Linked DNA regions of Mus musculus: all the other regions are linked to region 2. A link is a contact called in ENCODE Hi-C or POLR2A ChIA-PET data. All regions are on one chromosome and are shown on one strand. Each heading gives the region's core, a stretch centred on a gene start or an enhancer-like site at or near the end of the contact. The rest is flanking DNA. Distances are from core to core; before and after follow the strand shown. Region 1 overlaps Gm34548 (a long non-coding RNA gene). Region 2 holds the start of Magi3 (membrane associated guanylate kinase, WW and PDZ domain containing 3). Region 3 holds the start of Slc16a1 (solute carrier family 16 (monocarboxylic acid transporters), member 1). Region 4 holds the start of Lrig2 (leucine-rich repeats and immunoglobulin-like domains 2).

Region 1 (6,203 bases), core at 769-3,268, 450 kb after region 2:
GTGGCACACGCCTTTAATCCCAGCACTTGGGAGGCAGAGGCACGAGGATTTCTGAGTTTGAGGCCAGCCTGGTCTACAGAGTGAGTTCCAGGACAGCCAGAACTACACAGAGAAACCCTGTCTTGAAAAAACAAAAACAAAAACAACAACAAAAAAAATCCTTTTTGTTTTTAAAGATTTATTTATTTTATGTATGTGAGTACACTGTTGCTGTCTTCAGACACACCAGAAGAGGGCTTCGGATCCCATTACAGATGGTTGTGAGCCACCATGTGATTGCTGGGAATTGAATTCAGGACCTCTGGAAGAGCAGTCTTACCCACTGAGCCATCTCTCCAGCCTAATCCTTTGGTTTTTATGTAGATAATGTGTTGCTAAGTTACTCAGGTTGAACTGAACTCTGCCATCCAGGCAGCCTTTGTACTTCCTCTAGTCTCCAACTTCCTAGCCTCCCACTAGGCCAGTGTTTTATTTCTTTTAAAATTGATTACATTTACTTAAGTGTGTGTTTGTGTAAGTGTGTGTGTGCTCTTGTGGAGGTCAGAGAACACTCTATGTTAGTTTTCTTCTACCTTACACATCTGGGTTGGCTTGGCACCAAGTGAGTTTGCCTGCTGAATCCTTCCGCTGGTATTTGTTTGTCTTTTGAGAGGGTTTTGTTTATTTGATCCAACTGTGTAGCCCAGGCTTCTCTTAGATTAGACATTCCCTCCTGCCTCAGTCTTGGGAGTGTTGAGAGTATAGGCATGTGACACCACACCTGGCTTACACTTATTCTCAAAGTTTTCTTTTCTGTCCGCTCTCTTCTTCAGAGTCTCAGTATGTTGCCTGGATGGCCTTCAAACCTCTGGGCTCTTGTTTCTACCTCCTGAGTGGCAGGGACTTGGGGTGTGCACCACCACACCCAGATTAATATTGACCTCTTATCACACTTGTGCAGGCAAATTATAGGTCTGCTGTCTGGAGCCCAGGCCAACTTGTTAGGAAGGAGAAAGGCTCAGACACCCCTAGGGTTGAAAGACAATAAAATTTTTGTTTTGTTTTGTTTTGTTTTTTATTTGTTTACAGTCTCCCCTTAGCCCAGGCAAACCTGGAACTAACTCTGTAGTTAGGCTGGTCTCAAACCCACATTGGTTCTACCTTACCCTCTCAAGTGCTGGGATTACTGGTGTGAGCCATCATCACCATGCCCTGACGGGCATGCCTTTACCTACCTTACTCCTAAATTTGCAAACACCTCAGGGTAGTTTTGCAGCTGGTGAAACTGGAGTTGTGTTGGGTTAAGTCACTCTTGCTTATCAATGTCACGTGACCATTTGTGCATAAGCTAAGAAAAATCTTTTTTCCAGTAGTGAGGCCTGAACCCTGTCGCCAGGGCCTCTTAAGCAAATGCTGTCACTGAGCTGTGTACCCTTAGCTCCCTGACCTGAAATCTCCACCCCTTCACGCCTGACATTCATGACTGCTTCCCGGTGACCTTGTGTCCTGGATCCCTGCTTCTTATAGTCCTTCTTTCCCCTAGAGGCAGGCTCAGAAAGCTGTTTTCCTCTTACTCTTGTCTCGGGTCATTTGGCTGAGGAATTGCAGCTGCCTGGGCGGGGCTGGATGGTAGAGGTGTCTGGATCCGCAGAGAGGAAGCGACTGGAGTTCTCAAGAGTCCTGGGTTCACACTGACCCTTCCTGGTGTTCCCTGGCCCATTGCAGTCCTCCTGGGCATTGCCTAGGCTCCCCGTGTTTCTGCTTGCTTACACCCAGTCCTCAGGATGTCCTCTTCCCTTGCTAGAGCCTCAGCCTACGAGCCCGAAGCTCACATCCTGGGGGTTAATTTCTACCAACTCTAATGCCTTCAAATCCCAGGCTGAGCCTTCAGGCCAGGGTACAGCCTGCAGAGCTGACTCATGTGAAGTAGCTATTGGGTGACAAAGGTGAGAGTGGGCAGAAGCCTCCAGCTGCCCCTCCCATCCCTCCCCCCCCCCCCCAATCTGGGCTCCAAGCCACTGTCCCACGCAGCTTTCAGGGGGAAATGTCCTGATCTAAACTAAGACCAGTGCTATTTCCTGGGTCACAAGATCTCCACTGTGCCCCCTGGACAAATCTCGGTGACACCGGGTGCTTGAGCTGCATGGCTGGACAGGCTCCAGGCTTTGATGCAGCTTCTGCTTGAGGCGTTTACCCCAGCAGCTTGGCCAAGCTAAAGCAACCATTCATCCTGACTGTTTCCAAATGGGGGACTTCCTCTGATGGGAAGATCGTCTGATTCTAATGGGGTCTACATCTTGCCTTAAGTGCTGCTCCTAGAAGACACTAGCGCCAGCCCCCTGGGAGTAGAAACTGTCTACTCCCTCCCACCTACACCTCTGGAGAAATCCACGCACCCACCCTCACACCCCAGTACTGCGGTCATTCCTAACACAACACACCCCAGTGACCGCAAACATCCTCCCTCCTACACACAGCTGGACCTGATCTACAGAGGCGTTAATTCCTCAGGACCTGAACAGCGGCTGTTCCAAGTCCAGGGAGACCTCACGCCGACCTTCAAGGAACAAGAGAGGGGCCCGTCGCTGGACACCCAGGATGGTCTCCGCCCACCCTCTTTCCCATCAAAGCCTTTTCTCCGACATAGCTCCGTAGAGACAGTTCAGGCCCTTACGTGGCAGTGTGCGGCGCCCTCGTGTGGCCCATAGCCACCCAGCACGCTGGCCCCCTGGACCTTAGCTTTACCTCGGCTCCCCTGGCACACCTAGGTGTCCCCTCCCCCATCCGCTCCCCCCAGCTGTCCCCACCGGATGTCAGAACTCCACCTATTCCTGTACGGTGGCTTCCTGTCGGTCAGACCAGGTTAACCTGCTCTTTCCATTAATAGGAGGCTTTGAGAGTCTGGAGCAGGAATCCTGCCACGCTTAGCAGATGCCCTGCTGAAGTGAATTTCCTCATGTGTCTGTCTCCCTGCCCACTCTGAAAGGGCTTCGTCTAGGAAGTGAAAGAAAGGAAAACAAAAACAAAATTACAAAACCAGAGTAAGTTCGCAAGAAAACCAGAGTCACCCATCATCAACTGGGCTTTGACAATTTATCCACCGGAGGGAATGCGAGCTGACTTTCAAGCGTTAAGATTTATGGGAGGCTATTGGTACTGGGCACATAGCTAAGGCAAAGATAAGTCAATCATGCTTAGTGGAGCCAAAACCAGGTTGTTTACCAACCTTCACTGATGATAGTGACGATGATGATGATGGCAAAAAGAGAAATAGCTGTAATTCCAAGTAAGCCAGTTTAGCTGTTATGAATAGGAAATCCCCTTTGGGCTAACCTGTACAAGCCCAGTTAACCTATCTTTGTGAGGTTTTTTTGTTTTTTGTTTGTTGGTTTGTTTGTTTTGTCTTTTTGTTTTTTGAGAAAGGGTTTCTCTGTATAGCCCTGGCTGTCCTGGAACTCACTTTGTATACCAGGCTGGCCTTGAACTCAGAAATCCGCCTGCCTCTGCCTCCCGAGTGCTGGGATTAAAGGCATGCGCCACCACGCCCGGCTTCTATGTGAGTTTTTGTTGTTTTTTTGTTTTTGTTTTTGTTTTTGAGATGGTCTCACGATGCAGCAGCCCTGGCCAGCTTGGAACTAACAGAGATCTACCTACCTTTACCTCCAGAGTTCTGGGATTTAAAGAGTGCCACCTTTTGATTGGCTGATTGATTATTTGATGCTGGGAACTGAACTCATATCAGAGTCTTAGTCACTCTTCTGCTGTTGGCATTGAACACCCCCCCCCCCACAGCACCCCCACCCACCCCCCACCCATCCACCCCCCACCCTGCTGCCTCAAGCAAATCTGCTTTTCATTTTGTTTCTACTTCTTCAGACCCCTTTTCTATAAGGCAAACTCCAGGATGTGTTGTTGTGACTCATGAACCACAAATAAAAGGCCTATGATTAAGTTTATTGATTTGTTAACGACTCTCCTCCATTTTAAGGCATAGCCTTATGCGGTTCAACTGGCCTGGGACCCTTGGTCCTCCAACCTCCGTGCAAAGGCTAGGATGACAAGTATCTGACACACTGGCCGGCTTTTGTTATTTTCTTTGCGAATTTGTTTCTGTCTTTATTTTTTGAGGCAGGATTTCTCTGTGGCCTTGGCTGTCCTGAAACTCACTACTATTTAAACCAAACTGGCCCTCTGACACTATGGTTAGCCTCATTTTTAATCATTTACTTAATTTGAGGGGGGGGATTCGAGATAGGGTTTCTCTGTGTATCCCTGGCTGTCCTGGAACTCACTCTGTAGTCCAGGCTGGTCTTAAACTCAGAGGGATTCACCTGCCTCTGCCTCCTGAGTACTGGGATCAAAGGTTTCTACCACTAACAACTGGCTTAATTTAATTTTTTTAAAAATTCCTTTAATTCCAGCCCAGGATATCCCTCACTGCATTGCTGCTCTGCTAGCACTGGTAAACTGAGATGACGTCAGTTATAAGATTATCAGCCAGATAAAGTGATGCACACCTTTAATCCCAGCACTAGGGAGTCAGAGGCAAGCAGATCTCTATGAGTTCGAGGCCAGCCTGGTCTACAGAGTGAGTTCCAGGACAGCCAGGGCTATATAGTGAGACCCTGTCTCAAAAACAAAACAAAACAAAACAAAACAAAACAAAACAAAACAACTATCAGGATGCCCCTGTACAACAATTTTAGTAGCATAGGCCTGCATCCCACTTACCTGCCCAAAGACCCCTCTCCTCACCTGAGATTCCACTAGAGAGACTCTAACTACAGCCAGGCTGTGGGAAGAGACGAATGTTAAGTTAGTAAAGACTCATAGAGGGCATGTAGGCCGGCCTCCCTTCTTCAGGGCAGCCTAGTTCAGCAGCTGGCCCAGTGACAGGGACTGGGCAGGGTTGACAGTAAGGGGAGCTGCCTGCCCTGGTGCAGTCTTCCTGGTGCCCACACAGCTCTGACTGTTTTCTACCACTTAGCTTCATCAGACAGAAGCTCTGCTGAGGCGCTCTAGACTGTGTCCAGACTGAGGAGGGTGCAAGCCCAGGCTTCAGGCCAACTCAGCAGGCCTAGGGCATGCATGCCCTTTGCCCTGGATCATGGGACATCTCTGGACAGTAGGATGACCCAAATCAACTGCCTAAAGACTTTGCCCCTGTAGACCAGCTGGTGTAATGAGCTCATACTGCACATGTTTAAGTGTCTGCGGAGGTGTTCCCAGACCAGCCCTGACCCAGAGCTGATCTTAAGGAGGCCTACCTCTTTTTTTTTTTAATTAGGTATTTTCTTCATTTACATTTCCAATGCTACCCCAAAAGTCCCCCAAACCTCCCCTCCCCGCCCCCCCAAGCCTACCTCTTATAGCAGGCCGAGACACTTGGGTCCAGGCTACAGCTGCAAGAGACCTGAGGAGTGTTGTCATCCAGTGAGCAAGAAAGGCTGCTGATTTGATATGGAACTGCCTTGGTGGGTCTCAGAATTTAGGGTGCAGAGGTTAAGGATCAGGCCTCCCCAAGGGACACTTTCCTGTCTCTCCTGAATAAACATAAATGTAAATTCACATGGTGACAGCGGGGGAGATGTTTTGGACTTGAAAGGCCCAACTTCTTCATCCCCAAGAGATCGGAGTTACCTTTTCCACCCCAGTTGAGCCCGTGCAGGCCAGCAGGAGTATCTGGCAGGAAAGCGGAGGCCAGCACTAGCTCTCTTGTGTTGGTGGCTACACTGGGTTCCTGAATCTCCAGGGGCTTCAGCAACTTCATGACCAGTGTGAGATCTGAGATGAACGCAGAGCTGAGGTCATGGGGTACAATGTATACCTCACCCTGGGACTGGGTGGTGGGGCTGTACTGGGAGAGAGGGGGTCTGGGTTTCAGGACTCCAGTTCTGACACAACCCTGCAAGCTCAAGCAAGAAGAGGCTGTGTTTGCTGGAAAGAAATTCTTTTGATTCCACTTTGAGTAAAGGATGGAAAATGATGAAGTCGGCTCTCTAATTAGGATCCAATGAGAGTCAATTACCAGAAGCCACAACAAAGCAGGGGAGCAGTCACAAAAGAAACACATCTTCTTCAAGCGCTCCCAGCTGGAGAGAAATTGCGTCACTTACGCTGAAGCACAGGCTGATGTAGAAGCTTGATGTAGGGTCTTAGAGTGTGGCGGAGAACAGGGCGGGAAATGATTCACAGAGCAGATGGAGAGCGCCAGTTCCTGTGCT
Region 2 (6,067 bases), core at 2,198-4,697:
AAAGAAGTAGTGCTGTTGTCCACCAGCTAGTCCTTCTGCCACAAACTGTCAAAAGACAGTATAAGAGCATACCTCATTAACAAGACAATTTACAGAAACAGCTGCATTTTACTCTTTAGCTTCTAAATGACTGTCGAGAATACAGTTTAACAAGTTACCAGCCAAGAGTGCTAAATCTACTACATAATGCTTGGAATTAAAATTTTCACAAAGTTTAGAAAAAATGGGAGTGGGGGCAGGGAAAGTTTCTTTTTAGAATACCTTAAACTCTGTTTTCATGATTTTCTAAATAAATCAAAACCATATAGACTCCAAAATTCTCTGGAGATATACTTGTGCAGTTTTTTAACTAAACCTAAGTTCTACAAATAACCTCTTCAAGTTTTTAATTTCTAGTATTTAAAGCTTGTGTTTAACCTACAAAACCCTTGGTATCTCATTGTAAATGATGCTTTTTTAAAATGCCATTTAAGAAAGTCATATACTACCTAACAAATATTTTTCATTACAATTTGCTTAGAACAGTTTTAAATCTCAAATGGCACAAAAATAGTGGTACCCACTACAAATTATCAATGCTGAGCATATTTTAAAAAGCAAGCACAACATTCAAAACTGCTACTAATAAGCTGTAGTGCAGCACTGACACCAGTTATTCCCTTTATTTTCACTTAATATTTAAAGCAGGACAGTGTCTTTGGATGACAAGAAGGCAAAATTTTATTAATACAAAATGCTGACTATATTCTGGGGCAGGGAAGATTTTATCAATACAGTTAACTAATACTACTGTATAGCACTTTAAACCCTGAAGTATTTTCTCCAATTTTATGCGAAAGGTATATAACAGATTGGTGTTTATTAAAGAGCCAACCCTCTCATCTATTAAACAAACCACAGTGATTTGGAATATAACAACTTCCTCAACAACTTTATGACTGTTATTCCTTCAGTAATGCCCCAACTGATCAAAACAAAACAGAGCAATGATGCACATATTCTCATTATCTGCTGGCTCATGGGATTTCATCTAAGTCAAAGGTTCTCAACCTCCCTAATGCTGTGACCCTTTAATACAGTTCCTCATGTTGTAGTGACCCCCAAACATAACATTATTTCATTGCTACTTCATAACTGTAATTTTGCTACTGCAATGAACCATAATATAAATATCTGATATGCAAGATAATTGATACACAACCCCCAAAGGGGTTGAGACCCACAGGTTGAGAACCTATGACCTAAGTCCTACCTGGGCTAGTAAATGTATAGTATTTTGAATATTATAAACAGTAACCAACACACCGAATTACAGCCCCAAAAGTGTTCCCTCCACCCTTTACATATAGTTCTAAAAGTTAAGAGTTAAGAATCTTACAATCCTCAAAAACACAGAAAGGGTATTTATAGTTTGACAAAGTTCTAAAGATTAACAGTAAGAAAAACCCATAAACACACAAATCTTAATAGTATCATAGAATAGATTATATGAAAAGTACCTTCATGTAAACTAGTAAGATTATGTCACATACCCACAACACATGGATATTGCATCAAACCATCAGTTGCAATTAGCTCAAGGACTACTTAAGAGGCAGTCCTAAAGTGAGCTGAAGATGAGGAAGAGGGAGATCGAGGGAGGGAGGAGGAAGAAGTGGGGGGAGGGAAGAGGAGGAGAGGGAGAGAGAACGTGTTAAAATTTCTAGAAATTTCTAGCATTTTGTAGTGAACGGGGAAGACCAAAATCTAGCCCAAGTCAGTTTGGCAGCCCCATATGTTCAGATGTACCGTATCTACGTTCAGCAGAAACAATTTGATTTCTAGTAACAATGATTAATCACGATGCCCATGTCTACAACCACCTCAGAAGCCAGAACCATATTTTACCAATACCGAAAGGTCCAACAGTGTTTTCTCTTACAAATTCGTAAGAAAACTTACTACATACTACCAGACCAGACTGCGCAGTCTGATCAATGCTTTCCAGCTAGGGAGTATGCCATAAGCGTAACATGCTTTGCAGCACATTTTACGAGCATCAAAGACACCAGGGCACCAAGGGGTTCTTTTTTTTACCCTGCGCTTCAACAAATACTGTAGATTTGAAAGCTTTACAAAGGCATTTGCTCGGCTGGGCACCTGGGTCCTCCTTCCAAATCCAGACGACACAACAGCTCCACTGCCTCATACCACACACTGTACCTCACTGGGACTCAGACACCTGAGCCACCTAGACCCACAGAGTGGGACTGTCAGCTCCCAGACGTCTGCGGTCGTGCACGACGCACTGGGCCAGCTGAGCCCTCCCAGGAGCTTTCAGTGGTAACCTCGGCCCTCGATCCGGCGCCGAGTCTCCATAGTAAAGCCCTTTCTCCCCGTTAGAAGACGCAAATACGTTCCAAAGAAAAGATTATCATCATAGGACTGTTTCCACAAAGGGGAGAAGAAAAGAGATGGCTCTTCTCTAGGCAAATAAAAATAAAAATAAAAACTCTTGATGCGGTGGGAGACCGAGCTGGATTAGGAAAGCCAGCTCCTAGTGCCAATTCCCTGACAGCCTACACAGCTGTCGGTTCACCCGAGCTCAGTTTTACTAGCCGCAAAATGGGAAACCCCGGCGCCGCCCCCTCCCCCCTCCTCCCCGGGGAGTCGGACCAGGACCCGGGTCCCCAAGGCGACCACACACCTGGCTTCACCGTCTTCAGACGGATGGGCTCGCGGAAGTGGCGGATGACAGCCAGAGTGTCCCGGTTGGTGAGCCCACTGACCGGCGTCCCGTTCACCTCCAACAGCACATCGCCCGGACTGGGCGCCTTGCCCGAGACCACGCAGCAGGTGCCTCCGCCGCCGCCAGCCTCGTCGCGGAGCCGCCCCAGGTAAGGGAACTCGCCGCGCTCGGCGCCGCCGCGGATCTCGGCGCCCAAGTCGCCCGGGGGCCCGGCCCAGGATACCGCACACTCCTGCACCTTGCTGAGCCAGTGCTTCTTCTTCTTCAACGTCTTCGACATCCCGACCTCCGCTGCACCATGGGGAGCCCCCGCGCGGGCGGCCGCGGTGCCGCTCCGGGCCCCGCGCACAGCCCGGCCAGAGGGGCGCCGCCGTCGACCCCCCGCCTCAGCCCGCCGGCCGCGCGCCGCCGCGAGCCGCCCCTCTCGCGGGCCGCTGAGGAGAGCCGGAGGGAGCGCGCGCCCCGCGGGCGGCGCCGGCGGGGTCTCCGGGCGGGGTCAGCGCCGACGGCCGGGACTCGGCGCCCGCGCGGCGGGAAAGGCTGAGGCAAAGGGGCGGGAGCTGAGGGAGCGGCTGGAACCGAGGCTCGTATCGGTACGCGCGCACCGAGCTTAGTCGCTCGCTGGAGCGCGGCTGCTGCGGAGCCGGAGCGCCGAGACCAACGCCTGCCCCAGCTGCCAGGAAACTGGCGCTTTCAAACCCGCCGCAACCTCCTCCCCGCTCGGCCCCTCCCCCGCCCTCGCCGGCCCGGCCCCGCCCCCTCCCGCAGCGCAGCGCCCGGCGCGTTGCCGTCACCAGCTCTGCTCCGGAGGACCCGCCCAGTTCTCGGCTCCGCACCGTGGATTGGGTTCTGGCAGCTGGGGGCGGCCCTCGGCGGGCATGCTGATTTCTGATTGGGTGGTCTAAGTAGAGGAGGCGGGCACTAGAATGACTGAAGTTTAGAGAGGGAGGAAAAAAGAAGTTTAGAGTGTGAGGGAGGGAGAAGGGGGAGGGAAAAGAGAGGGTTGGTCTGGGAGCGGGCACAGGTCGCCTAGAGGGGAGAGGCCCTCCAGCCAGGGGCTGGAGCCAAGGGAAACTCAAACACTGAAAGGACCCTGGTCCCCAAGGTGGGGCGTGCCCAGCTGGGCAGGGGGCGGGGCCTCGGAGCTGGAGCCCGAAGGCGATCCTGGGAGTGCTTTGCCTGGATCCTGGGAGTCCAGTGCCCAGCTACTCCGAACGGTGGAGCCACTAAATGGGCCTGTTAAGGCTGAAACGGATTCTACGGGTTTGAATTTGTTAATTCGTTCAATGAATGTTCTTAAATGATCCATTGGCGAAATCCTGTTAATTGAGGGTAAAATACAGTCCAGTGCTCGAATGCTGTGTGATCTCGGGCAAGTTAGACAGCCTGTCGGAAACAAGCTGAGAGTGAAGATCATTAATTACACTAGCTACTGAACTCCAAGAATGAAGAAAACAGTGATCCTGCTCTCGAGGAGACTGCAGCTTAGCGAGAGAGACTGACTAGAAGATCATTTGAGGAAAGCGGGAAGGAGATGGATTAAAAAACAACCTGGTGCCTGCGGAGCTAAGTCCTGACACTGGTGGCTTGACCTTGACCAGATCTCTGCTTCGCGTCTGCTTGTTTGTAAGAAGGTGGAAGAAGTGACTCAGAACAAGGGAGACCTCAGATCTCTCCCAGCTCTAATTTTTCAGAAACACTTAAGCTTTTTTTCTTCCTTCATTGAACGCGTGCTTTCTCGTCTTTGGAATGCCCTCTGTTCGTAAATGTTTCACCTCATCCAAATAGTCGTCCAGTATTTCTTGGAAAGTGTTTTCTCTGAACTGGGGCACTTGTCTCACTTTTGTGACAGGGCATGTCTTCTGACTCCCTTTAATGATAGCCCTTATTTTAAACTCCGAGGAGCTCTACAAACTAGATCAAGCTTCAGACAGCTACAGTGATTTCCTTCACACCATTGAACTGGGGAAATAAAAACACTAAATGTGGGCTGGACTCAAGAAACAATAAGGGAAGTGGAGCCCTGGAGCTGCAGGCTTGGGACCTGCCAGGCAGAGACAGGACCTTTATCTACACCCTGATGGAGAGATTGCCAGACTGTAACCTTCAGTCCTTGATTGTCTGCTGAGCAGTCACCCAAGAGAGAAACTACATTTCTTTAATACCACCCTCCATCCTGCTGAGGCTCCCTCTGGCCAAGTGGATTGGAAGCCAGATGGCCTTCACACTTATGATGGGGGTAGAGAAAGCCCAGCGTCTGGAACCCAATGGAGTAAATACTTTTCACAGGCATCATGTGGATCATTCAAATAGACCAACATCTGAAATTTAAAAAAAAATTTAACTTGTTTTATGGACAACTAGTTAATACTAATAAATTCCTGAATGAATACTCGATTGCCTTCACATCTTCTATTTTTGCTGAGACTGAAACACAATGCTCTGCCTAAACTGTATCTGTTTAGAATGGCTCTGGCAACAAGGAACAAAACATCTGACAAATAATAGCTTAGAGCACACTGTCATTTATTACATCTTTAACATAAAGTTTAAGTGTGGTAGTTTGAGGACTAGTTGGACAGTCTATTATCAAGGTCCGGAGCTCTTTGTGTTTACTCTTCCACATCATATCCATATGAACTTTTGTCTCCAAGCCTGTCACCTATTAATTACAAGGTTGTCATAGCTCCAGACATCACATCCTCAAAGGTCATTATATGAAGCAAGAAAGAAGGGTAAGAAAATGTTAGTCCAAATTTGATGAAAGAGAAAAATCCTACCTAGCTTGTGGCCACTGTGGTAGGCTAGAAAAATGGAGCCATGACCACCTTAGACCAGTCACTGGCAAAAGAAAATGCAATTACTAGCATTCCACTAACTTGATCATAAGTCACCTTCAAACAAAGCAGAGGTCCTCTTTAAGGGAGGAGGAGAGAATAGTTGTTAAGTAGTCACCCAACAATGTCTGCCTGCTGTGTGTCTTTTTTCTTTTTCTTTTTTCTTTTTTTTTTTTAAGTCATCTAACATCTGCCCAGTGTCTTAACCATGAATTGATTCTCAGGCAGAAAACTGCAGTCATTAGGGAGCCTTAGCTTCAGAGCCAGGCTCACATACCAGCTTTTCCATTTCCTAGCAAGCTGCTTGTTGTCACCTAACCTCCATTTCCCCATACACAAAACAGGTATGACAACAATACTTCACTGAGTTGTGGTGAGACTTGTCTGCAGATGAGTCAAGCACTCCACATAGACAGCATAGCAAACACTCCACAAAATGTTATGTTGGCTTATGCTATATCATAATGTTTGTGATAAGGCTAAATGCATCCGTGGGTACCTC
Region 3 (5,530 bases), core at 2,395-4,894, 420 kb after region 2:
GCTTGGCTCAGTAGGAATTTGCTGCCAAGCCTGACAACCTGAGTTCAATCCTCAGGTCTCACGTGGTGGAGAGAGAGGACTGATTACCTAAAGTAGTTTCTTCACACACACTAAATAATTATAACTAAAAAATAAAGTATTAATTTATAAAAATTATGGAGGCCTTTCAAAGAATCACTAACCACTTTTACAAATACTACCTCATTGATTATCACAATAGCTCAGGCTTCTCAGTACTACCTTTAACGTACTTTGAGGAAGGACTTAAAGCCAAAGTTCAATTAATTACTGGCCCAAATAGCAATTATGGGGCTAGGTCCTCTGATTCCAATTATACTCAACTCACAACATTAAGTCCCTATCTGCCCCAAGCCAGGTTGTGTAGGGTCTGAGTCTTCAAAAAACGTTAATAGCTCTTTCTAAAAACAAAATTACAACATAACATATAGCAATAATATAATCCTGCTCAGTGCCTTGGAAGTAGGTGCTAATGGGTACCCTTTAGGGTTTTAGATTAAGTTTTATGTTAGAAATTTTTCTATTTATTCTCTCATGCTGTCATATAAATGCGCTTTTGACCATATTCCTCCTCCATTAGTCTCTCTTCTTTCTTACTCTTTTGGTGTTTACTTTTCAGATGTAAAAGGCAAAATATTGCTCATAAGCAGCACTTGGTGGATTTCAAACTGGATCCTACTAACATGCTGAACTCTTCATACTGAAAGGAGGCAGAGGGGAGCGGACAGAACACAGGGCCTCTTTGGTTTTTTGTTTTGTTTTGGTTTGGTTTTTGGAGACAGGGTTTCTCTGTATGGCCTTGGCTATCCTGGAACTTGCACTGTAAGCCAGGCTGGCCTTGAACTCACAGAGATCTCACTGCCTAAAAGTGTTTCTTACATGAATAAAACCTAAGTGAAATAAGAACAAAATGGTCTGAAGCTACAGCTGAGTAGCAGAGCACTTACCAAAGCGCTGGGGTGGGGGATGGGGTCTAAAGTAAATCTTTTTAAATTTTTATTTTAATTTTTTAAAAATTTTAAAAGGTTTATTTTTATTTATTTTATGTATATATGAGTACACTATAGCTGTCTTCAGACACACCAGAAGAGGGCATCGGATCCCATTACAGATGGTTGTGAGCCACCATGTGGTTTCTGGGAATTGAACTCAGTACCTCTGGAAGAGCAGTCAGTGCTCTTAACCACTGAGCCATCTCACCAGCCCTGAAGTAAATCTTAATTGTATAACTGTATTACCATAGCAATCCTATAAGGTAGGCCAGGAACTAGATCTTACCTTTCTTGCACAGAGTGGAGAATGAGGCTTAACTTGCCTAAGGGCACAATATAAGTTGTCAAGTATCAAAGATGGAACTCTGGAGACCTGGCTCCCAGATTTCTATTGTGAATGTATCAGTTTCCCACTCCATCCTGTACTGCCTACCCTGAAATCAGGCTCATTCCTGCCATCTTAGTGTGGGGAGGGAGAGAGTGTCACAAGTTTATGAGCATTTCACATACACAGACAGGTAAGGTTTTGAGGTCAACAAACAAAACCATCCAGAAACTTCCCACCTCTCTAGTTCACCTTTTCAAACCATCTCCCTGAACAGTTACCACAATAACACTTCGAGTACCCCCACTTCCGTTTTTTGTGGTGCTGAAGGTCTAAACAGGGGCCAGACTCCTGCAAGCTAAATGTTGTACCACTGAATGTCTTATCCTAACAACCCTAAACCACTACTGTTTTAAGTTCCAACCACCCTAAAGACCTGAAGAGCTTTTCCCTTCTATGTATTTATCAGATGTAAAAGACAAAATATTGCTCATAAGCAGCACTTGGTGGATTTCAAACTGGATCCTACTAAGAGTTCCTAGTATGAACTCTTCATACTGAAAGGAGGCAGAGGGGAGCTGAAGGCACACAGGGCCTCTTTGGTTTTTTGTTTTGTTTTTCGAGACAGGGTTTCTCTGTATAGCCCTGGCTGTCCTGGAACTCACTTTGCAGACCAGGCTGGCCTCGAACTCAGAAATCTGCCTGCCTCTGCCTCCTGAGTGCTGGGGCACACAGGGCCTCTTTTCAATCTCTGGTTCTTCATCCACAAAACTAAGTAGAGGGCCTATTTCGGAGGATTAGGAAAACCAGTGTAGGTAGGGAGAGGTCGAAGAGCAAATGGCGGGGAGGGCAGGATCTTGGTATGCAGTAAGAGCCTTGGAAGCCAGAAGGCCTGACTTTAAAAAATATTCTCACTGGGTGTGATGGAGCACATGCCTTTAATAGCAGCACTGAAGCAAAACCAGGCGGATCTCTTGAGTTTGAGGCCAGTCTAATCAACGTTACAAGTTTCAGGCCAGCCAAGAGAATACATAATAAGGCCATGTCTCAAAACACAAAATTAAACAAATAATCTTAGCGGTAGGGAGACAGAGGCGGGTTGATTTTTTTTTTTTTTTCATGTTTGCTCTCTTAGTTCGAAGCCAGCCTGATCTACATGATGAGTTCCAGGCCAGGTGGAGCTATACACACACACGAGGCTATCTCAAAAAAAAAAAAAAAAAAAAAAAAAAAAAACAAGAAATCAAAAACAACCAACCAAATACCCATCTCGTAATAATAAAAATATCAAGGGTCCTGGCCATCAAGAGTACTCACTAGTTTACCACTTCAAGACACTTTGGAATCTGGGCTTGGTGAAGAACCGAAAATGGCTCTTGTGACACCAGGCTCTGTGGCTTTGACTTTAAATGTTGGCGACTTCCTAGCCTGGTGACTTCTGCCAGTTAACCTCGTGAAGCCCGGGGTTCCTTAGTTACAAGATCTTCTTGGCACCTAATACGGTTGTGAAGATCATACAAGATAATTCTGGTACAGTGCTTACTTAGCATGCAACTGTCCTAATCCCACTAGCCATAATCCCGACCCGTCCCCCAAATCCAGTGTTCATAAACTTCTGGCCTAAGAGCATGCTCATATCAGCGTTTCCAACGTACACACTCTCTGCCCCGGGGCCAGTTTCTCCTGACCGGCTTGTCCTTAAACTAAGCGTTCATCAAATGCCACAGGTCAGGCTCTGTGACGAGATACTTGCGTAAAATCGCACATTAAACTTCCTAACGCCTCCATAGTGGCTGATGTAGCGCAAGGAAACAGGCCCGGAGGGTTCCAGCAACTTCCCAGGGTCCCCGAGCCCGGGTTCCAGGCCCACATCGGAGTCTACCAGTGTCCGTCCATTCAAAATGCTGTTCAGTCCCCGGACTCCGACGGTCCATCGCCTTCGCCCTCTGCACCTCAGGGTCCGCCCTCAGGGCAGTTTTTTTTTCCCCTTTTCTCCTCCAGAGCCTGAGGGGTGAGGCCCACGATGGCGTCCCCGGCACGCGCCAAAAGAAGCTACCCCCTCAGAGCGCTGATAAGGATGTGCGGGGTCTCCGGGCCGCGGCGCCGGGTCACGTGGCGGGAAGGGGGGCGCCGGCGCGCGCGCCCGAGCGAGCGAGCGGGCACGCGCAGCCCGCAGCGTGTGGAGGCGCGAGATGCCGAGCTGGGAGTATGTATGGCAGGGAGGGGGCGGCGGCCGGGAAGGCCGACTCCACCCCCTGTGCGCATGCTCCGGCCCCCGCGGGTTATAAGGCAGCCGCGCCTGCCCCGCCAGACAAAGTGGCGAGCTGCGACGTGACTGGTCGGTCGTGTAGGTGCAGCAGCCAAGGAGCCCGGCGGCGGGCAGGGGACACGAGCGGGACCCCCCCGGCTCCGAGGAACTGCGGCCCGCGCCGCCGCGTCACGCATACTCCGGGCGCCGCGAGACACACATAACGGTTAGTCCGGGCTGAGCGGGCAGCGCGCGGCACGGAATCCGCGGTGCCCTTGGTGCCCCGGTGGGGTCGCGGAGCCCCGCGGGCACGCGGGGACTTTCCTCCCTGGGGCAAGGGTCGGGGCGAGCGACGCGGCATCCTGGGCGCGCGGAGCCGCGTGGCCCGGAACGTGGCGTGGGTGAAGGGGACCTTGAGGCGCTGGGCACAGCGTCTCTCCCGGCCGAGCTGCGGGCCCGTGGTCAGGTGGCGGCCGCCGGGCTGCGGGAGTCGGGTCATGGTGCCCGGTGACCTTGGGGGAGACGCTTCCAGCGCTGCCTACTCTAGGCGCCTGGAGAGATGCTTAGGTCGGGAAGAGGGACGACCTGAGGCCGCTTCACGTGGTGCACTCCTGCCGCCTTCTGCTGGGGCGGGAGTTACTTAGGACTCGTGGCATACCCGCCCAGCCTCCCCGGTCTGCCAATCGGTGTCCCACCAGGTGACTTGCTAGAGTGGTGTGAGGAATGTGAGGAGCTGCATTGCGGACCGCCGGTACAAGACTACGGGGTTCGAGTGAACTTTGAGGAAGGGGCTCTTTATGGTCCAACCTGTGGCTTCGGCGCGTCTGCCGCGGGCACGGGGTCCCAAGGCATCCCTGTGGAGCAGATTTAAACGTCCTTATATTTGGTCAGAGCACACTTTCTGGGCCAAGTACATCCCTTTGCCGAGTACATTTTAGCTTTTCTTTATGATGGCGTTTTTGGTGCAACCAGCAGTTACGAAAACTAGCGTCTGATCACTCAACCAGGAAACGCACGTGTTACTACTTCAGTCTTTTCCCGTTTTCCAGTGGCTCATTATAAACTGGCGGGCTACTGCTAGTAGTTACACAGTGACAAACTACTTTTGTTTTTTTTTACCCATAACTAATTTTGAAATCTTAAGGCGTCATTCCGCTTAGGCTCGGGGTGTGTTGCTCAGTGGCATGAGTACCTACCTGCCTGGCCTACCATGCCTGAGGCTCCAAAGTTTGATCGTCGGCATTGAAAAAAAATTACTTTGGTTTTAAATGAGTATATGCTGATGTGTGAGATTAGTAATTGTACGAGAGTTTGGGAAAGGGTGGATGGGAATTAAATCAAGCAGGGTGGGTTTTTGTTCTCGTGTTTTGCTTGTTTTTCTCAGCTGAATAAGAGACTCTTGAATTTATTTATTCATCATTCATTTATTTTAATTAAGTGGTAAATGGTGCTTCTAAGTCCAAGTCTTCGGGGATGTGTATGTGTGTGTGTGTGTGTGTGTGTGTGAGAGAGAGAGAGAGAGAGAGAGAGAGAGAGAGAGAGAGGAAAAAAGGAGAAGGAAGTGGTCAGTCCATCGCCTTAACCTTTCGGAAATTAAATCCAAGGTGTACAGGCAGGAGGTATAGGCTTTACATAGTGAGACCCTTCTCAAAAAAAAAAAAAAAAAAGTAAAAATGACTAAATTTTACAACTTTGCTTTCCAAGTATCATAAGAAATGACCAATAATTCAAGACTTTAGATGGGGGGGGGGGGTCGACACAGAGCTTCTCTGTGTATCCCTGGCTGTCCTGGAACTCTGTTGACCAGGTTGGCCTTGAGCGCAGAAGAGATCTGCTTCTGCTTCCCCAGTGCTGGAATTAAAAGCGTCTGCTACCATGCCCAGTCCTAGAATAAATGTTTAATTAAGTGTATTTCAGTCATTTCATTGTGGGTTTAAGTAGATGCTG
Region 4 (5,647 bases), core at 2,203-4,702, 290 kb after region 2:
TTTAACTGCTGAGCATTCTCTTCAGCTCCCTACAAAGTATTTTTAATAAAAATGGATCTGTGAAGCCGGGCGTGGTGGCACACGCCTTTAATCCCAGTACTCAGAAGGCAGAGGCAGGAGGATTTCTGAGTTCGGGGCCAGCCTGGTCTACAAAGTGAGCTCCAGGACAGCCAGGGCTATACAGAGAAACCCTGTCTCTAAATAAATAAATAAATAAATAAATAAATAAAATGGATCTGTGAGTCTTCCAAAGCACAACAGAATTCTGAAGAAGTAAACAAAATACAGATCTCCTAAATTGGCATTTGGGAAGCACTGACAACTTGGGCTGGGGACGGAGCTTAGAGGACTTGCCTAGCAGGCACAAGGCCCTAGCACTCTATAGCTATTTTGGCTAAGTGGTTTTCCATTAACACTGGATGTCAGAATAACTAGGAAGGATTTAAATATAGGTTGAATATTCCTAACCAGAAAATCCAAAATCCTCCAAAGTCCAAAACTCTTAAGCATCAACATTATGACACAAATCAAAAATTACAGACACACCAGTGTCCAGTGTCGTTCACAGAATGATCCCAGCAATAGGGAGGCAAAAATAGGAAAAGTAGAAGCTTAAGGACAGCCTGGACTACTTAGAAAGGCCTTGTCTCAAACAACAAAAAAATTGTTTCCTCTTCCATCTAGCTGTGAGCAAGCCAGTGCATGCTCCTTCTACCACAGAGTCTTCTTTTCTATAAGACTCCATCTCTTAGAGCATAAGCCAAAACTCCTCCCTTGAGTTGATATGTGTCAGATAATTGGTCACAGCAACAAGAAAAGGAACAGTGGTGGCCCATGCCTTTGACCCCAGCACTCAGGAGGCAGAGAAAGGCTGATCTCTGAGTTGGAAGCCAGTCTGATCTACAGAGTGAGTTCCAGGATAGACAGGACAATATAGAGAAACCCTATCTTGAAGAACCAAAAGAAAAAAAAAAGAGTAACTAACTAATATAAAAATTCCACACTAAGAAGTGAGGCTGTTGTTGCAATATGCTGATCATACTGTTCTGTGGCTCTTAGAACTGGTTTGCAAAAGGAAAATAGCAGAATTTTGAGTTATGGGTTAGAAAAGCCCTAGAATGTTAAGAAGTTAGTGAGCAATACATTGATGCCAAAATGCTGATAACAGTATAAGCAGTAGACTCTATGCTCATTAAGTTTCAGAGAACAAGGACTCTATAGGCAACCAAACTAGAGCCCATTCGAATGACACCCTGACAAAGAACATGGCTGCATTCTGCCTGTGATTTGGTATTTTTAGTGAAACTATATTCAAAATAATCGACTATAAGGGAATTTATTCTCCAAGGCATTTCACTTCAACTAAAAATGTCAATTTAATTTTTATTTCAATTTTCTGAATGCAAGCTGGGAATGGTGGGCAGCAGTCAGTAAGCTGAGGCAGGAGGATGGAGAGTTGCTTATCCTGAGCTACCTGGCAGTATCCCCTCTCAAAACACAAAAGGTAAAAAACAAAATAAATAAATAAATAAAATTAATAAATAAATAAATCCAAATGTCAGTTATCTTCTGGCAATTAGCATCTTTGGTAACATTACTATATACTTGCTAATGATTTTTTTCTTATTTTTTTCAGCACTAATGTTCAAACCCAACTTCATGCATACTAAACAAACACACTCAGCAAGTCTCACTGAAGGATCTTCAAAAGCAGGCCATGTTTACTTCAATTAGTTACATTAAGTCAGACTGTTTTTAAACCTATGTCAGATTCAGTCTATCATAATCAGGTAGCTGTCTCATCAATTTCTTCAAAAAAGGCACCTACTGTATAAAGAAGATGCTGTGCTTGGATTAATTCAGACTATGCTAAATGATAATACTAAAGTCTGAGTCAAACCAGAATAAGCCTCAGATATAACCACCACAAAATGACAGGAGCTGTATTACTATATTGCAATTCTATAGTAACTGTAGCAGTTACTAATTTTCTCAATGAATACAGGAATTAGCTTCTTTCCTATCTATGCTAACCTATAAATACGTTCTGCAAATGTATACTTAACCTCTGCAATACAGATGTTCTACCTGTATTCTTTTTCCATTAAGAACCTAACCAATCTTTGTATTTTAATTATATCACAAAACTATTTTTAGTGATAACTCTTTTTCAGAGGTAACTCTAGAAGTCAATTAATAAGCACGTTGATCAGTTAGTGGCAGAGACATAACTGTATGTTGGTGGCTAAGAAGTCTCATAATTGCAGCATTTAATACCTACTGTTCTATTTAATGCCTACTGACTCAGAGCAGTGAGCTCTCCAAATGCCACTAGCTAATACAAGTTTGTCAGGATTTAAAGTCAGAGCTAGAGAATCCACTCGATCACTGCACTGGATTCTCATACATAAACAAAGAGATCTGAAATGAAGGTTCTTTAACTCAAAGGAACATAGTGAAGACAAAGTATCGTGATTTGGGGAAAAAAAATCTTTCCCCTCTTTAAACTGACTACTAAAGAATAACTGCTCTTACAAAACATTAGAGATCAGCAATGATCTTCCTTAGGCATGCAGAGGTTTTCAACCCTATCAAGAACTCAAGTATCAAAACTGAAACATACAATGAGCCGATGGGAGAACTGGGGACAAAAGAGAGATCCTGTATCTTTGGGAGAGATCGTGTTTGCATCACGTGCCCAAGGACCAGTCAAGCTGGAATTTTAAAAAAAAAAAAAAAAAAAAATGATGCAGCCCAAAGAGGGCTTTGCACTTGGACCCGACCCACAGCCATCCAGAGTCTCAGCTGTGCTGCTCAGGACCCGTGAGTCCAACATTAAACATCTCCAGCCCGGAACGTCACAGACCCCAGATCTTAACCCCTATCTTCCCACGAGTACCGGGAAACCCTAACATTCAAAGTTCACAATCTCAATAAGGCAGCTCCCTTCCGAACTCGGTGGCGACCGCGCCCTGGGACCCTCTACTCACAGGCTGGAGATGTCGGAGGGCAGCGGGCCCGACAGTGCCCTCCAGCTGGGCGCGGGCAGCTTCCTGCGACTGCAGTCCAGCAGAGGAAGACGGCAGGCGCAGGGCGCCGGGCACAGGCCGGCTCGGGCAGCGGGCAGCAGCCGCAGCGCCTGCGCAAGGATGAGCAACCGTGCGAGGGGTCCCAACCCACAGCCCAGGCGCCGCTGCTCCCAGATGCCGCGGGGCGCGGCCGCCATCTTCCCCTGGCCGGGACCCGCTCGAGAACAGCAGCTAGCTCAGAGAGTCGGCTGAGGAGAGATGCCCGGAGGCTAAACCGCCACCCGGAGCCCGGGCTGTCACTTGTCCCCTCTCAGAGCGGGCGAGAGGAGGAAACGACGCTACCGCAGGGGAGGGGGCGGCGGTCGGGGGCGTAGAGCTGAAACCCTGACAGACACCGCTCGTCCGCCCCGCCCCGCGACGCAACGTACTCACGCTCAGCAGCCAGCCAATCGGAGCCCCGGGATGAGGTTGCGTCGGAAATTGGGTTCTGAGAGAGGCGAGGCCTACGATTGCCCCGCCCCCTAGGAGGCGAGCATTACAGCGGCCCTTTCTCCTTTTCCGAGCTGCTTCTGCAGTTCTGCAGCTATTCCTCCGCTTGTGGGCGCACTAGGGCCTTGAAATAGAATGGAAAAAGCGAAACCCGAAACGCCAAATCCTCACTGCGGTTGATCTGCAGTAGTAGTGAAAAAAGACCTATTCTGTAGGCTCCTGCAGAAGGGAATGGCACAAGGGCTGCATGCCAAGCAGCAGCTGCAAATAAGTGCGCGATCTAAACCTAACTTCGACCACATCAGTCTCCGGAGCCCAACCAGGGCGGCCTCTGCGGCCGAACTCCCTGCCCTGAAAAAATGTGGCAGTTGGTTCTCCCGGAGCATGGCACGCTGTCACTGTGAAAGGACTTCAAGTTCCCATTGGCAGAGGCGCTATTTAGTCAGTACACCTCCGGCTTCTACAGTAGCCTGGAGTTCAATAATTGTCTCTAAAGAAAATTCTTTCCTCGATTTGGGAAAATATTGTTTCATCTTCAGAAGAACAAGTGGGACAAATAGATAAAACGTTGGTTTGAGGATGTGGGTTTTCTGGTTTCTGTTTGAGGTTTTTGAGCAATCAACAAAGTTAAGAAGACTGGAAGGAAATTATCCTGAAGTAAAAAGACTTACTGGGAACAGCGGAATCTAGCTACCTTGTGATCTCTCCGCTGTGTGTTACCTACAAAATGAGTAAAAATGAAAATATCAGTAATGGTTCACTGACATATAGTGTCTATACTTTTCAAAGACTTTGCAAGCCAGGTGTGGACCAGCACGCCTGCAGTCTGAGCACTCCTTGGGAATTTGAGGCAGGAGAACCCAAGTCCCAGTTCAGCCTCATCTGCATAGTATGCTTTGTATGAAAGAAGAGGAGAAACGAAAAACAGGGTGGGTAAGATGCTTCATCAATAATAGCTTTGCCACCAAGTGTATCAACCTAAGTTGAATTCGCAGACCCCACATGGTAGAATGAGACAACTGACTCCTGCAAGTCCCTGTCCTCTGATCACCATATGCACCCTGTGGCACTTACACACACACACACACACACACACACACACACACACACACACACACCATTTCCATCCATGTCATGCCTTTGGGTTAAAATTACTTTTCTGACTGTCCTCGTGTGCTTGTCTACTGCAGAGGACTTTTAGAAAGGTGTCTCCTTCAGCTTCTTCTCCCTTCTTCTCCCAGTAAACATGACCATGAAAACTAACAGCAACTACTATTTATTACCATTGAAGCAAAATGTGAAGCCAGAAAAGTGATAGAGATATTGGACTTCATCAAAAATGTACACTTCGGGGACAGCAGAGATGGCTTAGCTGTTCAGTAAACACACAATGCTCCTGCAGAGGACCAGGGTTCAGTTCCCAGCACACACACACTGGACAGCATGAAGTCCAGCTTCGAGGATTCTAACGCCCTCTTCTGGCCTCCAAGGGCTTTCTGGAAGAGGAACAAGAGCTTAGCCATCTCTCCAGCCCCTGATTTTTTTTTTTCAGTGTGTGTGAGTGTTTTGCTAACATAAGTTATCTGTGTACCACATGTATGTAGTCCCTGAGGAGGCCAGAAGAAGGCAAGGGATCCTCTGAGACTAGAGTCACAGAAGGCTGTAGGTGCCAGAGATGAAACCTGGGTTTCTGCGGGGGACAGCCAGTGCTCTTAACTGCCTAGCCATCTCTCTACCCAGCCCAACTCCAATTATATTTTTACAGCATAGAGGTCTCAGTCTGTAGTCCAAGGTGGCCTTGAACTCAAGAGCATTCAGTCTCAGCCTCCTGAGTGCTTGGGTCACAAGCAAATTTATTTTAAGATTTATTTATGTATTTATTTATTTATTTTATGTATGTGAGTACATTGTTGCTGTCTTCAGACACACCAGAAGAGGGCATCCGATCCCATTACAGATGGTTGTGAGAATAGAATTACAGGCCATTTGTTGTAAGATATCCTCTGAGTGCTGGGAATTGAACCTGGATCTTCTGGAAAAGCACTCAGTGCTCTTAACTAATAAGCCATCCCTCCAACCACTGGGGTGTGTGTGTGTGTGTGTGTGTGTGTGTGTGTGTGTGTGTGTGT

The links. Hi-C counts contacts between places; a loop is a spot of excess contacts on that map. ChIA-PET counts read pairs that join two places held with the same protein, here RNA polymerase II (POLR2A).
Region 1: POLR2A ChIA-PET joins it to region 2 with 12 read pairs in Patski. The contact joins the enhancer-like site here to the promoter of Magi3 in region 2. A Hi-C loop is called at or near these places in 1 of 37 maps with a recorded cell type or tissue (v-Abl transformed pro-B cells). POLR2A ChIA-PET finds 5 or more read pairs at or near these places in 1 of 5 experiments (Patski).
Region 3: POLR2A ChIA-PET joins it to region 2 with 23 read pairs in embryonic stem cell. The contact joins the promoter of Slc16a1 here to the promoter of Magi3 in region 2. POLR2A ChIA-PET finds 5 or more read pairs at or near these places in 3 of 5 experiments (Patski and embryonic stem cell).
Region 4: a loop to region 2 is called in a map of heart, with 2.5 times the contacts of the local background. The contact joins the promoter of Lrig2 here to the promoter of Magi3 in region 2. A Hi-C loop is called at or near these places in 1 of 37 maps with a recorded cell type or tissue (heart). POLR2A ChIA-PET finds 5 or more read pairs at or near these places in 3 of 5 experiments (Patski and embryonic stem cell).

What each region holds. Positions count from the first base shown.
Region 1 is chr3:104,672,918-104,679,120 of GRCm38, forward strand. Gm34548 (a long non-coding RNA gene) reads right to left here. Exons shown (of 4, transcript XR_867542.1): 3 at 5,343-6,203; 4 at 4,634-4,771. Among named protein-coding and RNA genes, the nearest start is that of Gm34548, 4.6 kb to the right of the region's middle. Within about 2 kb of position 2,019, at least 1 of the 3 ENCODE cell types and tissues checked has a DNase peak (open chromatin) inside an H3K27ac peak, as active enhancers do.
Region 2 is chr3:104,216,959-104,223,025 of GRCm38, forward strand. It overlaps Magi3 (membrane associated guanylate kinase, WW and PDZ domain containing 3), which reads right to left and starts at 3,448. Exons shown (of 21, transcript NM_001159354.1): 1 at 2,687-3,448. The coding sequence starts at 3,008.
Region 3 is chr3:104,635,020-104,640,549 of GRCm38, forward strand. It overlaps Slc16a1 (solute carrier family 16 (monocarboxylic acid transporters), member 1), which reads left to right and starts at 3,645. Exons shown (of 5, transcript NM_009196.4): 1 at 3,645-3,809.
Region 4 is chr3:104,508,466-104,514,112 of GRCm38, forward strand. It overlaps Lrig2 (leucine-rich repeats and immunoglobulin-like domains 2), which reads right to left and starts at 3,453. Exons shown (of 18, transcript NM_001025067.2): 1 at 2,991-3,453. The coding sequence starts at 3,226.